2 separate regions of the Mus musculus genome follow, and region 2 is linked to region 1. Evidence: chromatin loops called from intact Hi-C (ENCODE). Cell type or tissue: heart. All regions are shown on one strand.

Region 1 (8,000 bases):
CCCTTGGTCTGTGAGGATATCAACAATGTCACTTACGTTTGGGGCATTGTGAGCTGGGGAGAAAATTGTGGGAAGCCCGAGTTCCCAGGTGTTTACACCAGAGTGGCCAATTATTTTGATTGGATTAGCTATCACGTAGGAAGGTCTCTTGTTTCTCAACACAATGTCTGAAGCTATGACCTCCTTCTTTCTACATTTATTCTTTTAGGAGTTACATTTTAATTGAAATGAAACTGTATAGTTAGTTCTCCTCAGAGCTGGCAAGAAGCAACTCCTACTGGCTAGTCCTAAAGTTTCTTCCAAGTTTATGCTGTTTTAGAATTCTGCCATATAATCTACAATAAATATTCCGGCTAAGCATACAAGGTGGTTTGTGTTTGTTTGTTTGTTTGGTTGGTTGGTTGGTTTTTAGTGCCTAAAGACACACAGCTACACCCTCAGCCCACACATTTTATTTACAGATAGTTTACATTAACTATTCAGGAAGGAATGACATTTTGATGGCAGTTTAATGACATTAGAATTGCACAAGACTGTGTTCAAGGCACAAATCTGCCACCATTGGGTCATTTTTAGATTCTCTGTGTGTTATTTTCCATCTGTATTTTGTGGTTTTCCCTTCAGAGACCATGAACAAGCAGCTATGGATCTCAAGTAGGGCACCAACTGCAGACCAAAGAAATGATCACACCCAAGTCTAGCTTGATAAAGCAATGAGCATCCTGGGGTTCCTTATGGGAGCAGTTACTTAAGGCAGCTGGACCACTGGTAAGCTCACCCAAGTATAGATGACAACTCAGAGGAGTTGCATCGTTAGGGCTCACTACGCAATTTGTAGGCAATTCCACAGAAGATAGCCTCCTCTCCCAGCCGCTGCTTACTGCTAACACTACCCCAGAAGGACCTATTGTTAGCATTTTGTCTAGGCTCTGCTCCACAGTTACCTGGCAACAGCCAGATGTGCCTGGCTCACTATAAAAGGGACTGCTTGCCCCCTCTTCTTTTCTCCCCATTCCCCTCCCCCCTCTCTCTCCATGTGCTCATGGCCAACCTCTACTCCTCTGCTCTTGCTCTCTGTGTTTCTCTGTCTCTATTACCCTCTTAACTCCCCTCTCATGCCCTGAATAAACTCTAGTCCATACTATACCGTCGTCGAGTGGCTGGTCCCTCAGGGGGAAGGGATGCCTCAGCATGGACCCACAGAGGCACCCCCTTCCCCCATACCTGACTATACATCCACCAAACGTATTCCTTTATCTTTCTATAAAAAACATCACCTATTGACTCTCGTACCTTTCTGAGCTTCCTGAATCTATTGAGTCTCTAGTTTCCTGGGCTTGATGAACCTCCACTCTCCCTCCTTTTTTTCTTCCTTTTCGCTCTGGCCCTGCTTGTTCCATCCTGCCCTCTTTCCCTCCTTAAGAAGGAAGAAGAGCTACAGGACATTCCACAAGGGAAGGTGTGAAAATGAACACCGTGTTTACATAAAAAACCTGGCATAGTATCATTTATAGGGCAATGGCACCACCAATCCTCCAAACCTCCTCAGACACTGGAGCCAGGAGTCTGGCCTTGCTACATTTGCATCTTCCTGCCAGAGAACTGAGAACTGCCTGCCCGCTGCTGAGCTGCTGAAGAGCCTACTTTGCAACTCAATCCTGCTGAAACAAGCAACAGAACCCAGCTGAAACAAAGGGATGGGTCCTTAGGTTTTCCCATATGTGTTCAGTGCCATGCATTAAAGATTGAGCCTTGATCAGAGAACTTTGTCTTGGCTCGTAATTTCTCTCACTGTCCTTCCCATCCATCCCCAGCTTTCCTTTCAGGAACCCAGGAACCCGTGGCTGCTGGCGGCTACGATGATAACAATGATGATGTGTTTGTAGGTGCACGTAGACGTCTGAGGACAACTTGGGGGAACCCCCTTCTCTCCTTCCACTGCGGGTCTCGGGTACCAAGAGGCTATTAGGCTCATGTAGCAAACGCTGAGCTTTCTCACTGGCTCTTAGCGTTGCTTTTGTCAGAGTACTTTCTCACAGCAACAGGGAAGAAAATGAAGTCACAGATGAGGTTCTCAGGCAGCTTTCCAAAGGCCTTGCAGCTTGAGGGGCCAGCCACACACAGGATGGAGAGCAGCTCCGTGTCCTGGTACCCATAGTGCATCAGAGAAAAGGACAAGCTGGGTGTGGCCTCGTGCCCAAGACTTGAAACCACTGAAGAATTAAAGTTGAAATGGGAGGCAGGGAGGAAGAGGCAGGGGAGGGTGGAGGGCTGACATGAGATATGGAAGACAGGAGATCCCAGACTGTTCCAAGGGAGACTGAAGAAGACAGAAGCCACCTTGGGGAAGGAGAATGCCCCTGGTTCTAGATGGGTCAAGGAAAGAAAATACAGTGTCTGGGGACAAAACTGATGACGACAGGGTACCAGGGAGGGGGATCTGAGTCTGTGGCAATGGTGAGATTTTATTTTAATTATGAGGTGACTGCTGTGGCCATGGATGGCAGATCATAAAGAGAAGTGAGGAACTGAATCCGGTTTAACCAGTCGTGTTATTGCATCCGTGTGCAATAGACGAGAAAAGGTGCCAAAGAATCTGGCATTTGAGAACGTAATCCCCAGAGAGAGACACGCGGCAACCCGTGTCCTCAGAGCACAGGTTATTGTTAAGGTAAAAGACATACATTCAGCAAGATGTAAATGTGTAAAGAAATAGAAAAGAGAGAGGCTTGGCGCCAAGATCCTAGCACTTGAGAGGATAGTGTGTTCAAGGCAAGTTGGAGGGCAGCCTGGGCTACAGGCCAAGACTCTGTCTCAGAAAAATTAACTGAGGGCTGGTCCCAGGTAACCTTACCGCATTTGTCCCGCTTCGGAAGACACACTCCTGCCTCCCTTTCCTCTGCCTAGTCGGTGATTAGCTTTTTCTCTACAGTATTTAGAATTTTAAGGAGGGATAACTGCCAACTTCTCCTTCCTTAGAATTAGAAGCAATGGAGGAAGTGCTCTGGCAGATTGAGCAGAGTTCCATCTTCAACAATCCTCCAGACCATGCTGCGCTGCTAGGACTGCGGCTGATCATAGGGTTCCCACAAGAACCCAGGAGGCAAATCCAGGCTTGGTAGGGTGCAAGGCCAGCCCGTGTTCAAACAGTTTTCTACGCTGGACCCCAGGCCTTGTCCAGTAAAGGCTGGGACTGCGGAGCCCAAGGGAGGCTGTGCTACTGGAGTCGTTCTAAATTATGGTGTCTCGGTAAACAGGAGAGCTTTGTAAAACAAGCAAGCAAACAAACCTCACTAGGAGCTGGGAGGCGGTGGCGCACGCCTTTAATCCCAGCAGGCGGATCTCTTGAGTTCGAGGCCAACCTGGTCTAGGTGAGTTCCAGGACAGCCAGGGCTACACAGAGACCCAGTCTTGAAAAACAATACAAAAAACAAACAAAACAAAACAAAACCAATTCACTGTGGTGTTGAACCAAAGCAATGACTATGTCTAGGGCATTGGCAAGGCGTTTTTAAGACTCCATAGAGGCAGGACCGTAAGCTACGGGAGCGTTCCGGAGACCACGTGGGCAATGAGGCTCCCACGCTCGGGCGCATGCGCACTGTGGGCAGCGGCGCGCGTGCCCGGGCGGGCCCACCGTTCGGCGCAGCTCAGTGACGGGGCGCGAGCTCGCGAGCGCGGAGGAGGCCGGGGGCCTGAGCCGGAGCCGGAGCGCGCGCCGCTGCCCAGCCCCGCCGCGCCGGCCCCGCAGATGGTGACTCCGCGGCCCGCGCCCGCCCGGAGCCCCGCGCTCCTCCTCCTCCTGCTGCTGGCCACTGCGCGTGGGCAGGAACAGGACCAGACCACCGACTGGAGGGCCACCCTCAAGACCATCCGCAACGGCATCCACAAGATAGACACGTACCTCAACGCCGCGCTGGACCTGCTGGGCGGGGAGGACGGGCTCTGCCAGTACAAGTGCAGCGACGGTGAGCCGCGACAAGGGGGCGCGGGGTGGCAGGGGGTTGGAGGCGGGACAGTCCCCGGAGGCTGGGGGGTTGGGGGGAAATGCGAGAATCCGAGCCAGGCAAGTGGATGGGGACGGGTATGAAGCGAGAAAATAAAGGGACTGGTGCCAGGCAGGGGGATGTGTGTGTGTGGAGTGTGGAACAGGTAGATGAACAAGTGTGGAGCAGGTGGATGGGGCACAAGTGGGGGGCTAGAAGATGGAGGGGTACGTGTGGGGCAGGTTGTGGGGCGGGGGACACTTGCGGAGCAGGGGGGCGGGGACAGGGAAGCGGGATGGAAGGACGAGTGCGGGACAGGGGGATTAGGGGAACAGACGCCAGACAGGCATTGACTGCGTCCTCGGGTGTGGAAAGAATGAGCAGCGCTTGGAGCGTGCTGTCCTTGGGATTGAGCAAGCTGGGAACAAATGTGAGAGGTCACCTGAGTGCGCGCTCTGCACTCTGCTCTCCTTTGCATCTGAGCTTCTCGCCCTCTCTCCCCGCCATTGCACAAAGTTGCCTAAGAACTTTCTGATGTACGGGGCGGGGTGGGGGTGGGGGGCGGGAAAGGTGGGAGGGAAGTGGGACAGACTGAGTTTAGCACGTGCGGTCATGCACAGGCGCGCGCACACACATCATGTAATTGGTTCAGCTAAACATAGAAAGCCAAACGACAATTTAAAAGCCATCAGTTGGTGTTAAGTGCCATTTTGTTTGTTTACCTGCAAAGCTAGGTAAAATAAATTGTGGCTTTTGTATAGATTTCTGATGTACTTGGTTTTTGAGGGAGGTATACTGCATTGAAAAAGTTCCCTAACTTCTGGAAAACAATCTAAGACTTGCAGTTTTGTCTTGATTTGATTTTTGAGACAGGGTCTCAGGTAGCCCATGCTGGCATTGAAGTTGGTATGTAGCTGAGACTGACCTTAAACTCCTGTTCCTTGGCCACCCAGGTTTTGGATGACAGACACAAGCCATCTTGTCCGCCTTGTAGCTTTCTTGGGTATCACTGGCCTCTCTTCCTTATTCTCTGTCAATATTAGAGTTTGTCTGCTCATTCCTTTCATTGTTTTTAAACATTCTGTTTGAATCTGAGAACTTGTTTCATGGCAGCGTGAATAGTCATAAAATCAGCACTTAAGGCAGTGATTTGAGTGAGGGTTTTTTGTTGTTTTAGTGTTTTGTTTTATTTTAAAGCATTCTGTGTGTGTGTGTGTGTGTGTGTGTGTGTGTGTGTGTGTGTGTGTGTGTGTTTTGAGGGGTGGGATGAGGCTTCTGTTTGGCAATTCAGAATGTTAGGATATAGAACTTGTAAAATCAAGCTTCTTATGAGATTAGCCAAGGCTACCAGCTGAAAATAATAGGGAAATTCATGACTTTAGTGAGAAACCCTGATTGCAGAGTTGGTAAACTTAATTTTAAAAAAGTCTCTCCTGTAAACCTGTGACGTCCCTGCAGCTTATAAGTCTACAGATAGCCTCCATCTTTATGATAATATAAAGAACATTCCATTGAATTCATTCTAGGGATCTCCATTTGCCTCCAAAACTTAGGCCTAAAACCTTCCACCGATACACACCAAAAAGAATATTTTCTTCCTGTACAATATTTTGTTTTTGTGAGCTGTATTAGTGGGGTGTCGTGGGTAACAAGGAGTAAATGATAACTTTGCTAAGGCACAAGTTCTATTTTTTTTATTAGATATTTTCTTTATTTACATTTTAAATGTTATCCCCTTTCCTAGTTTCCCCTCCCAAAACCCCCTATCCCCTCCCTCCTCTCCCTAACCCATCTACTCCTGCTTCCTGGTCCAGGCCTTCCCCTACACTGGGGCATCGAGCCTTCACAGGACCAAGGGCCTCTCCTCCCATTGATGACCAACTAGGCCATCCTCTGCTACATATGCAGCTGGAGACACGAGTCCCACCATGTGTTTTCTTTGGCTGGTGGTTTAGTCCCTGGGAGCTCTGAGGGTACTGGTTGGTTCATATTGTTGTTCCTCCTATGGGGCTGCAAAACCCCTTCAGCCCCTTGGGTCCTTCCTGTAGTTCCTTCATTGGGGACCCTGGAGGCACAAGTTCTAACTTCATTCCTGACCATTATGCAAACATTAGTCTTGACGGTGTGTCAATCGTGTGCCAGCCGTTGGAAGGTGGGGTGATTCTGCAGTGGTAGATAAGATCCCTGTCCCTGGAGCTTGTGTTCTGATGCAGAGAAGCAGCCAGCGCATCTAGACACAAGAAATGAAAGACTACCACAGTGGTCCTGGGAAGTACTGGGAGCCATTTGCCTTTCCTGTAGGCTGTTCCGGGACAGAAGAAGAAGAAGGTCTCAGGATTGGAAGTAAGAGGAGTGCTCTGTGGTAATCAGGGAAAGAATGTCCCAGCACGGAACAGTGAGGACACATTTCCTGAGGGCACGCACGGGCTCACAGGAAGCCAGTCAGGGTGACTGAGGGTTTCTGCCTGTGGCAGTGGAAAGATGCAGCTGTTATTTACAGACACAAGGGTGACTTGAAATGTGCAGTCTTTATAGACAGCTTGTGAGCACCAGCTGTAGAGTTGTTAACACTGAGAACATCTCAGAGCTATGTTGTTCCCATGAGAAGGTTTCAAACCTCCCTTCACTTGCTACTCTTTGTTACCAATCTCCTGGGGAAGGCAAGAGCTGCTGAAGGCAACAAATGTCTGCACTTCCTATAACCTCCCTTCCCTGAGCCTGGTGTTCTGGGTACTTGTTCCCTTTGGGTCATCTTTCCTCTGATGGGAAAAGATGCCTTAATGAGAGTTATCTGAAGTTTTGGCTTTTTTAAAAAGAATTATTTATTGTATGCATACGTGTACACTGTAGCTGTCTTCAGACACACCAGAAGGGGGCATCTTAACCTATTACAGATGGTTGTGAGCCACCATGTGGCTGCTGGGAATTGAACTCAGGACTTCTGGAAGAGCAGTCAGTGCTCTTAACCACTGAGCCATCTCTCCAGCCCCTCCCTGAAGGGTTTTTTTTTTTTTTAATTTGTTTTGTTTTTTTGTTTTGGTTTTTGGTTTTCCGAGACAGGGTTTCTCTGCGTAGCCCTGGCTGTCCTGGAACTCACTCTGTAGATCAGGCTGACCTCTAACTCAGAAATCCACCTGCCTCTGCCTCCCAAGTGCTAGGACTAAAGGCATGCGCCACCACTGCCTGGCTTCCAGAAATTTTTATGGGAACACATTTTATGTTTGGCATTTAGCCAGCTCTCTCTCTCTCTCTCTCTCTCTCTCTCTCTCTGTCTGTCTGTCTGTCTGGTGAGAGAGGCATGCATGTGGGTGTGGGTGTTTGGTTGATGGGCCCATATGTACACATACAGAGGCCAAGAGAGAATGCTGAGTGACTTTTTCTTCTGTTCTCTATATTACTCCCTTAAGAAAGCGAAAGCTCACTGATCTGGCTGGCCACTGAGCTCCTGGGATCTGCCTGTCTCTCTTGCCTCCCAACACTGGGGTTATAAGCACACACTCATCTTCCTCAGCTCTTTATCTGGGTGCTAGGGATTTGAACTCAGGTTATCGTGGCATAACCGTCATCATTACTCACCTGGGCCAGCTTCGCTTCCTTCCTCCCTGATCTCAAAGGAAAGGAAGTGAGACACGATTTTCATTTCTGTTGAAAAATAGAAGAAAGTAGGTTCTGAAGTGTTTTTAGAATTCTGAATAAGTTGTTCCTTCCTCTAGTGATGTATGTGTTAGCAGGAGGGTCTAAGTGCTATATTGAGAATTGAGCATTAGTGGAAGTAGGGTAGCCAGAATGGAGCCAGGCTGCTGTGTTCAAGAGCCCAGACAAGGGCTGGAGAGGTGGCTCAGTGGTTAAGAGCACTGACTGATCTTTCAGAGGCCCTGAGTTCAATTCCCAGCAATGACTTGGTGGCTCACAACCATCTATAATCCTGTCTGTAGTGGGATGCCCTCTTCTGTTGGGTCTGGAGACAGCTACAGTGTACTCATAAATCAATCAATCAATCAATCAATCTCTGGA
Region 2 (8,000 bases), 50 kb before region 1:
GAACCTTAAAATCAGCAGGGATTCCTGTGATCCTCTGTACATTTACATTACCAAACAAACACTACTGCCATTTGTATTATACATTTGCTTCAAATTACTAACACAACACAGGAACCTGCTGAAGAACTAAGAGAAAGCAATAAAGAGTTGTGTAGTAAAGAGCCATAAACTAAGCCAAGAATATCAGTGTTCTCCATGCTTGCTGGTGGAGGGAAATAAACAACAGAGAGTATCAAGCTACAGTTCCAATTGTTTAAAGACATCTCTGGTCACACTCACCTCGGAATCCGCCACCTCCTCTTCCTCCTCTGAAGCCCCCACCTCCTCCTCTGCCTCCTCTAAAACCACCTTAAAAAGGAAACAGATGTTAATTATAGCCTCTCATTTTCTGATAAACTGTAAAGATTCTACAATTCCTATAATCATAAAAATTAAATATAAATTCATCTACTATATTTTTACAAAACCTTTTAAAGGATAAAAATAGAGAACTTGCAATTTCCCCAGTGGGGCAGTAAGGCACTAAGACTAGCCCCTCTTCCATTTCTCACATTTGTTTTCCATGTGTGCTTGCATGTGTGACAGCATGTACATAGAGATCACTGCATGCACAACTTGTTGAAGGAACTAAAAGAATAAACTTGCATAGTAAGTACATATACGACCACCTCTTGGCATATAATCAAATTACTACTCATTGATAGCTAAAAATTATAATTCAGTTAAAAAAAAAATTCTTGCCAAGCGATGGTGATGCACACCTTTAATCCCCGAGCTGGGGAGGCAGAGGCAGGCAGATCTCTGTGTGTTGAGACTAGTCTCATCTACAGAGAGAGTTCCAGGTCAGCCAGATATACAGAGAAAGCCTTGTAAAACCAAAAGAGGAGGGGGTGTCTTATACAGTCATATAATAAATAGTGAACTGTCTGTCATGCATAAGTCTCCCACACCATGGAGGGGGAAAATTCTACCACCGCACATTAGAGTAAGACATTACTCACATGCTCATGGCAATGAGGGAATATAGAAGCCCAGTCGTACAGAAGTGAAGCACACAGTTATGTACAGCACACAATGCTCCATGATAGTTAAAAACTGTTTGCAGCTTGTGTATTCACTTCTGTTCCTTTACACTGCGACTTTACAGTACATCTCATCAAAGGAAGCGTACCTAGAGCAGCCTGCCCCATCTCACCTGACTCCATCTTACTACTCGACTGCACCAAGGGACCTTAGGGAGTGACGACGTTCTACAAGAGTGTTTGTGTAATGTACACCACAGAAGCATGCAACCATGCATTCCTCAGAACATATCTGTCATTAAGCAATGGGTGAGGGTGCTCTTATTAACACCTCCATTAAAACACGAATAACCCAAATGTCTGAAATCCTTCAAAGGTAATGCTAATTTTTCTTCCTTCTATTTAAGTTATGGAAACAAAGCACTTCTACCCATATTGATGCATGAGAGAGAAATAAAGGTAAGAGAATTTTGGTTACGTGCAAAATTAAACTGTGGCTACAAAATCTCATTAAAACCCTCACAGTAACTTACCACCTCTTCCACCACCTCGGCCACCGCCTCCTCTTCCTCCTCCTCGACCTCCCCTGCCGCCACCGCCGCCACCTCTGGGAGGTCCTTTCTCACCAGGAGGACGAGGCAGAAACCTCTGCAGCGGCAGCAGCTTGTATGGGTCTATATAGAACTGCAAGTTGAGTGATAGTTAGTATGACAAGGGCAGTATGCTACAGGTGAATCTACTTAGGTTCAAACCCCACTCCTGGCGTTTATACTGAATGGTTCTGGACAAGGACTTAGTCTTTCCTCCCTCTAATTAGGTTTCTTATATATAGAATGTAGATAAAAGTACCTATCACAAATTTCTGTGAAGATCAAAAGACACATAAGACAGTGCTGTGGACTGCACAAAAACACATAAAAATAAGGCAAATTCAACCCTATTTTAAATAAAAAATGTCCTAAAAATTTACATTTTCACTTAAGAGAGCTGCCAAGAGAAAATTATCTGAATTATAGTACAATTGGGAAGACTTTGGTAAATTAGCTATTTTAAGAAAGTATTCTATTAGTTTTTCCATCTACAACCAGTGGTCACTTGCTATTAGCAAGTTGTCTCCATCTACTTTCCAGTTCCAATCTGGCTCTTGGGACCGCCATTCCATAAGCTCTTTGACAGCTGACTACCCATTCCTGAATCCTCTGAATAGTATGTGTACTTGACCACAGCTAAGCACTCCTCTTGGAAACTAGTCTACTTTTCTATCCCTATTTGCACAGCATGCTTGTGGTGAGCAGCCACCTTTCCTGTAACCCTGTGCCAGTAGTTTAAATCTGAGATGGGGCCTGAAGCTCTCCTGAGTGCTGCACTGCGGCCATCCTTCCTAGACAGTGTCTGTTCATCGACCACCTCCCAGCATTATCTCTAACCTATACTCACCCGTGAACGCCTAATCTTCTGCCGACCTCAGTTATCTTAAACTCACTATACCCCAAATGAAATTCATTGTCTTTTTTCAACCTCTGTTCTCCAATGCTGCCTAAGTCAGTGAGTAGGATCATAAGGCACAAAGATGCTGGAATCCAACACCTAACAATGGTGATAGTTACCACACCAACTGACTCCTCCTCCTCTGCTCACAGCTCCACCTCCTTTCAATTTCCATGGACTCCAGCTTTACCCCATAGCAACTGTGGCTTCTTACAGCCTACACTGCTGGTCCTTCCCTAGAGGGCTTCTCTGTCACTCCCGTGCTCTTTTAGAGCACCAATGTAAAGATCAAGTTCACCCTAGTATTCAGAAACAATGTTAAAACTAAAATCTAGTCTTTCTCAGGATGTATAAAGCTCCTTCTTACCTCGCCAGCCTTTTTTGAATTGAGAACTTTCCCTACCCCATCATCGCAGACACTTCAGTTTTCTCCATGTAGAATACACTCCCCTCTCTGGCAGCCTAGTGCTGAAGTACTTGTCTAAGGACATCAAAATTCTCCAGCCTTCTTTCCTGAAACTTCATTGTGAGTGCTACTTAAGGGCAACTGGGTCAAATTTATAAGAATGGGATCTTCAAGGATGCCATTTTAAGAGCTGTCTTCAGGTATTTGTGATGCACACCAGGTGTAAGACTCTTAGCTTCCAGTTTCAAAAGCACCACCTCAAGGAAGGCTAAGACTAAATACAGATATATGTGAAAACCTTTAGTATCTATCTACATATGCCAAGCATCTCAAGATGACCTGGAATTCACTACGTAGCCTAAGCCAGACTCAAAGCTGCTCTCCTGCCATCTCTCTGCCTCCAAGTGCTGGGACTACTGGTTCATTGTTACTTCTCAGCACTGGTAAGCTTCCACTGGGTGTGACAGCACACACTGTAACTGCAGGACTTAGGAGGTATAGGCAGGAAGGTCATATAAAGTCAGAAGCCAATGTAAGCTCAACAAGTGAGTTCCGGGCCAGCTAGGGCTGTAGCAGAGACACTTGGGTAACTCAGTGCTTGGTTACTACTGTGGAACAGCCTCAGCACTTCACTTCACGAACTGGAGGAGCTGTGAGTGTCTCAAGGAAGACACACACCACCCCCTCTGAATCCAAAATCTTAATTTAAGTATGACTCACCTTCTGTAGCTTTTTAAAGGAAGATGCCTTCATGTTTTCTGACAACTTAACTGAAAAATACTATTAATTAAATTAAGGAAAAAGACACTAAGAATGCCTAGCTATAAGAAATTTCCAAGTAGAAATGGCATTTTCTTTAAAATAATTAAAACAAAACCAAAAACCCAAGAGACAGAAGAGCCAATACAATCTGGTGGCACGTATTCAAATGGCCACCACTCCCAGAACCCAGAGGACAGCCATCTCTCCTTGGCGCATCATTTTTAAATATGGACGGATGCGCTCCCTACAGATCCTCCTCCGTGAGACTCGTCTGTAGCTTTGCTATCTCACTGAATGAAACAGTGAGTTTGCTTTGATATTTCTGGCTGGGGAGGAAGGGACACGATAATTCTTAACAAGATTGCTGACTCACCCAATCAGAAAGGATACAAAATCTCTAAGCTGTCCAAATATCTCATCCACTTTCCCGACTTGCTCTTTGTTTTCTAAGTAAACAGGGGCGTTGAAGTAGGGCACCTTGTTCTCCTCGGTGGTACATTTACACACGATGTCATCTTCACAGGGATGCATGAATTCTCCTAACACTGAAACAGCACAGAACAGACACGAGGCCACTGCAAACACTGACCAACTCGGGAATCCAGTGGGCTTTGCCACTTGTCTTTCCCCATATCTGATCCCCTCTATGGCAGAGCTCAGCTGTCAACACTGTAGTCCCAAGTTAGCATGCCACTACCAGGGGACCTAAAAGAGACTCCCCTTCTGTCTGTACACTGTAAAATGAGGCCAGTCACATCTAACTGCAGCCACACCTGATGCTAAAGCAACAGGAACAACAAACTAGGTGCTTACAATGGTGCTCACTCGCTGTCCACCAGTTACCCTGTCATGGCTGTTACAGCTGCATTCAATGCTACGTTCCATTGACTCTTCTTCCTCCCCAGCCTCAAATGTGAACCACTCTGGCTTTATTGATCCCTCCCTCCTTTCTCAGAACTCATCACCACTACCACTTCTTCACCAGTGATTATCCCTTCCTGGGAAGTGTGCAAACACAAGGCACCTCTGTTTCTGTAACCCAGGATTAATACCATTCGCCTACAAAACTAACTCCCCAACCTTAGCAACAACTAGAACCTTTTCTTCTCACTATCAGCCAAGTTCTACTTATATTTCTTTTGAAATCCCTTCTCCATCCGTGTGTCCAATGCACAGACTTCAGGCAGCATGGAACCCAGGGAACTATGAATGTGGCCCTACACAAGATAGTACACACACTTATTTACAACATGATTTTGCAGGGTGCAAGGGAATGAGTGTTCAAACTAGGCTGCATGGTTATGGAGTGTGAATTCTGTAGGTATTTTCTGGTAACTGAAAATATGAGCTACGAAAACTAAAAACTTGGCTTTGTGTTTCAACTATATCACTAAGGAATCATACTTAATCCTAAAAAGTGTTCTGCCCTTTAGAAGGAGCCAGGTACTCAATGTTGTCTAAGTCTCATCTTTTCAGTCCCAACTCAAGTTCACCTCCACACTGCATTTCGGTTCTCATGATCAGTCCCTTATACGTGTCAGGGCACTCAAGCGACTTGCCTTTCGGAGTCTTATCAACAAACGCACTAATAACTTAAACCGGATTCTATTCCCAATGCAAAGGAGGTTAAGCTCAGAAGACGACTTACAGACGACACGTTCTGGAGGCCCTTGATCTTGAAATTTATTAAAGCCTCCACGACCGCCCCCTCGTCCAAATCCTCCTCGGCCGCCGCCCCTGAAACTGCCGCCGCCGCCGCCGCCTCCGCCCCTGAAACTGCCGCCGCCGCCTCCGCCGCCCCCTCGGAAGTGGTTGTTGCTGCCGCCGCCACGGTTGAAGCCTCCGCCTCCACCACCGCGATTAAAGCCTCCGCGACCTCCGCCTCGGAAAGACATGCTCTCTCCGGCCTGGCGAAATAGACGGGCCGCTCCTCCCGGTCACCGCGGGTCGATCATTTATCTAAGTCCCCTCCGCCTCGCTCAGGCCACCAAGAAGGGGACAGCAGTAAACGCCGCCCTGCCACTCGCCCACACAGCCAAGTGGCGAGCGCAGAGAGAGCGGTGTCTTCGCCCCAGCCCCACGACCCGTGGCTCGCCACCGCATCCCATGCCTCTCCACCGCATCCCGCCCCGCGGGTGCCCTCACCCTCGCTCGCCCTCCGCCGCACTCACCGCGCCACGTGCGTCTCCAGCCTAGCCCGGCGCGCGCGCGCGGAGGGACACTTCCGGCGCGCTCAAACCTCCTCGGCCACCGTAGCCGTCCAATGTTACCAGACTAGAAATTGGAAGGGCTGGTTTGCAGGAAGGGCCCGTCACTACCGGACGCAGCGGTCCCAACGCCTTACCGAGTAGAGCACACAGCACCGGAAGAGAAACAATAGCGTCCAGCGTGACCCCCCCCCGCCCCCACCTCATCCACGCAAGGGCCACCGCGCTAGAGGTGGCGGAAGTGACGCAAAATCGCAGCGCCCTCCGTACGCGACGTTTCCGGAAGTGTGGCGGCGCGTTGCCCTTGGAAACGGAGTTGTTTGAGTCCTTCCGTGCTAACAGCTGGTGAGGCGTGTCGTCGCTGAAGCGTGCTGGCTGCAGTTGGTGCTACTCGCCGGGCTCTGTCACTTCTTGGGTTGCGAGAAGGTCCCGACCTGACTCTGCTCCACGGAGTGTTGGCCACTCAAGCGGTGCTCAGCCCAGGACGTCGGAACCTGTCACCGCCAACGGAGTTGCCTCTGTGTGTGTGTGTGTCCTGTTATTATTAAATACGAAAGGGTGTGTGTCGAAGTTGCCTGTGTGTCCGTGTTCTGTTATTATTAAATAGGAAAGGGTGTGTGTTTGTGTGTGAGATGACAGAAAGGCAACCATTTTTAAATATGGTCTCAATGTCTTCATCAAGTACGTTTTGAACTCCGAGAGACTATGCACCCATCTATAGATGACACCTCACCTCCCGTCTCCTTAACACTCTCATCTCCGACATCGGTTTCCTTACATCACTAAAACTTCACTCATCACAAAAGAAGTGACCTCTAGTTCTTAAATTTGGTTGACTTCTTTTGTATCTGTATTGTCTGAAACATCTCTTGGCATTTGACAATATCACCTTTTATTTGAAAGAAAGTAGAGACTGATCCGCATATCAGAGGATTATTGTGAATAGATTTTTGAAAGATCTTTGTAAAAGATATAGAAACATTAATAATTCCAGTATGCCAGTTACTCTAAACTGTAAACTTCTTGAAAAAGTACACACCAGTTCCAAATATTTTTAAAAATTGGGCAAATGTACTTTAAATTTAGATGTTATAACCATATATATCCAATTATATATTATATTTATAATATAATATATGTAATATAGAACATACAATTATAAAATACTGAATTATAATATATGTAATAATTACATATGTAATTTTACATGCATACACACCATATATATATATGTATACACACACACACACACACACACACATATAATCAGCACTATCCCTACCTCTATTCTAGGCTTGTGGCAATCTCTAATCAAACCTGATGGGTTTCTGTTGATTCCTGTGAAGTACCTTTGTACTGTCATAGCTGAGTTCAGCCTTTTGACACTGCTACCCTTTTTCATTGCCACTCCAAATCACTCAATATAGTCTAAGAATTCAGATGCTCAAACATCACAACAGGCAACATCTCCCATTCTGGGCCCCAGACTAAATAAATGCTTGTTGACTTAACTTCTTCCGTCTGTGCTGCATTTGATGATATAGTGAATCTAATACCATTGCTGTTTTGTATAGTCTCATACTCAGCTCCCCCATAGCCCTGCACTTTCCCTTAGCAGTGTGTCTAAAGCCGTTTACATGATTAGTAATCAGTATGTGCACTTACCATCCCTCTGCCCCATCAGGCTAGAATTGCTGCCTTGTTTTCTTTGTCTTTGTTAGACTCTTCCTCTCTCCTGAAATAGCTCCATTTTCCATCCACTAGAATAGCCCCATATTCTGACCATGGAGGAATGCTCTAAATAATTTTACTATTTACACAGCCCCTGCATAAAATTTACATACACACATATACATGCATGAATGTACACACTAGAACAATAAACTTTATATCACACAATAGTTGCGAAAGTTTTTTTAACTATGGCAAAATATACATAATATAAATCGTCATTATTCTTAAATTATTCCCTGCTATTAAGTTCATTCACACGGCTGTGCAATACAGTGCCCTTTTGAATAGAGAGTGATGTTTTCACTGTGAACCTATGGGGCTATGGAGATAGCTCAGTGGATAAGAATGCTTGCTATACAAGAAAGAAGGTCAAGGTTAAAA

The links. Peaks named below come from ENCODE experiments on the same cell type or tissue, not always from the same donor. Only the 100,000 strongest peaks of a DNase experiment are listed, where the experiment ranks them.
Region 2: it touches region 1 in a loop (4-fold over the local background); 16 of 42 quality-filtered maps call a loop at or near these places.

What each region holds. Positions count from the first base shown.
Region 1 is chr3:129,874,968-129,882,967 of GRCm38, forward strand. It overlaps Cfi (complement component factor i), which reads left to right. Exons shown (of 14, transcript NM_007686.3): 14 at 1-365. The coding sequence ends at 171. It overlaps Pla2g12a (phospholipase A2, group XIIA), which reads left to right and starts at 3,639. Exons shown (of 4, transcript NM_023196.4): 1 at 3,639-3,968. The coding sequence starts at 3,752. In heart, a CTCF peak has its summit at 3,964; DNase peaks (open chromatin) are centred at 3,634 and 4,384; H3K4me3 peaks cover 1,967 bases; H3K27ac peaks cover 1,684 bases; H3K27me3 peaks cover 566 bases.
Region 2 is chr3:129,825,269-129,833,268 of GRCm38, forward strand. It overlaps Gar1 (GAR1 ribonucleoprotein), which reads right to left and starts at 6,128. Exons shown (of 7, transcript NM_026578.3): 1 at 5,850-6,128; 2 at 5,327-5,585; 3 at 4,069-4,223; 4 at 3,637-3,696; 5 at 1,556-1,706; 6 at 280-348. The coding sequence starts at 5,573. In heart, no CTCF peak of the experiment used is centred here; a DNase peak (open chromatin) is centred at 6,043; H3K4me3 peaks cover 2,684 bases; H3K27ac peaks cover 2,002 bases.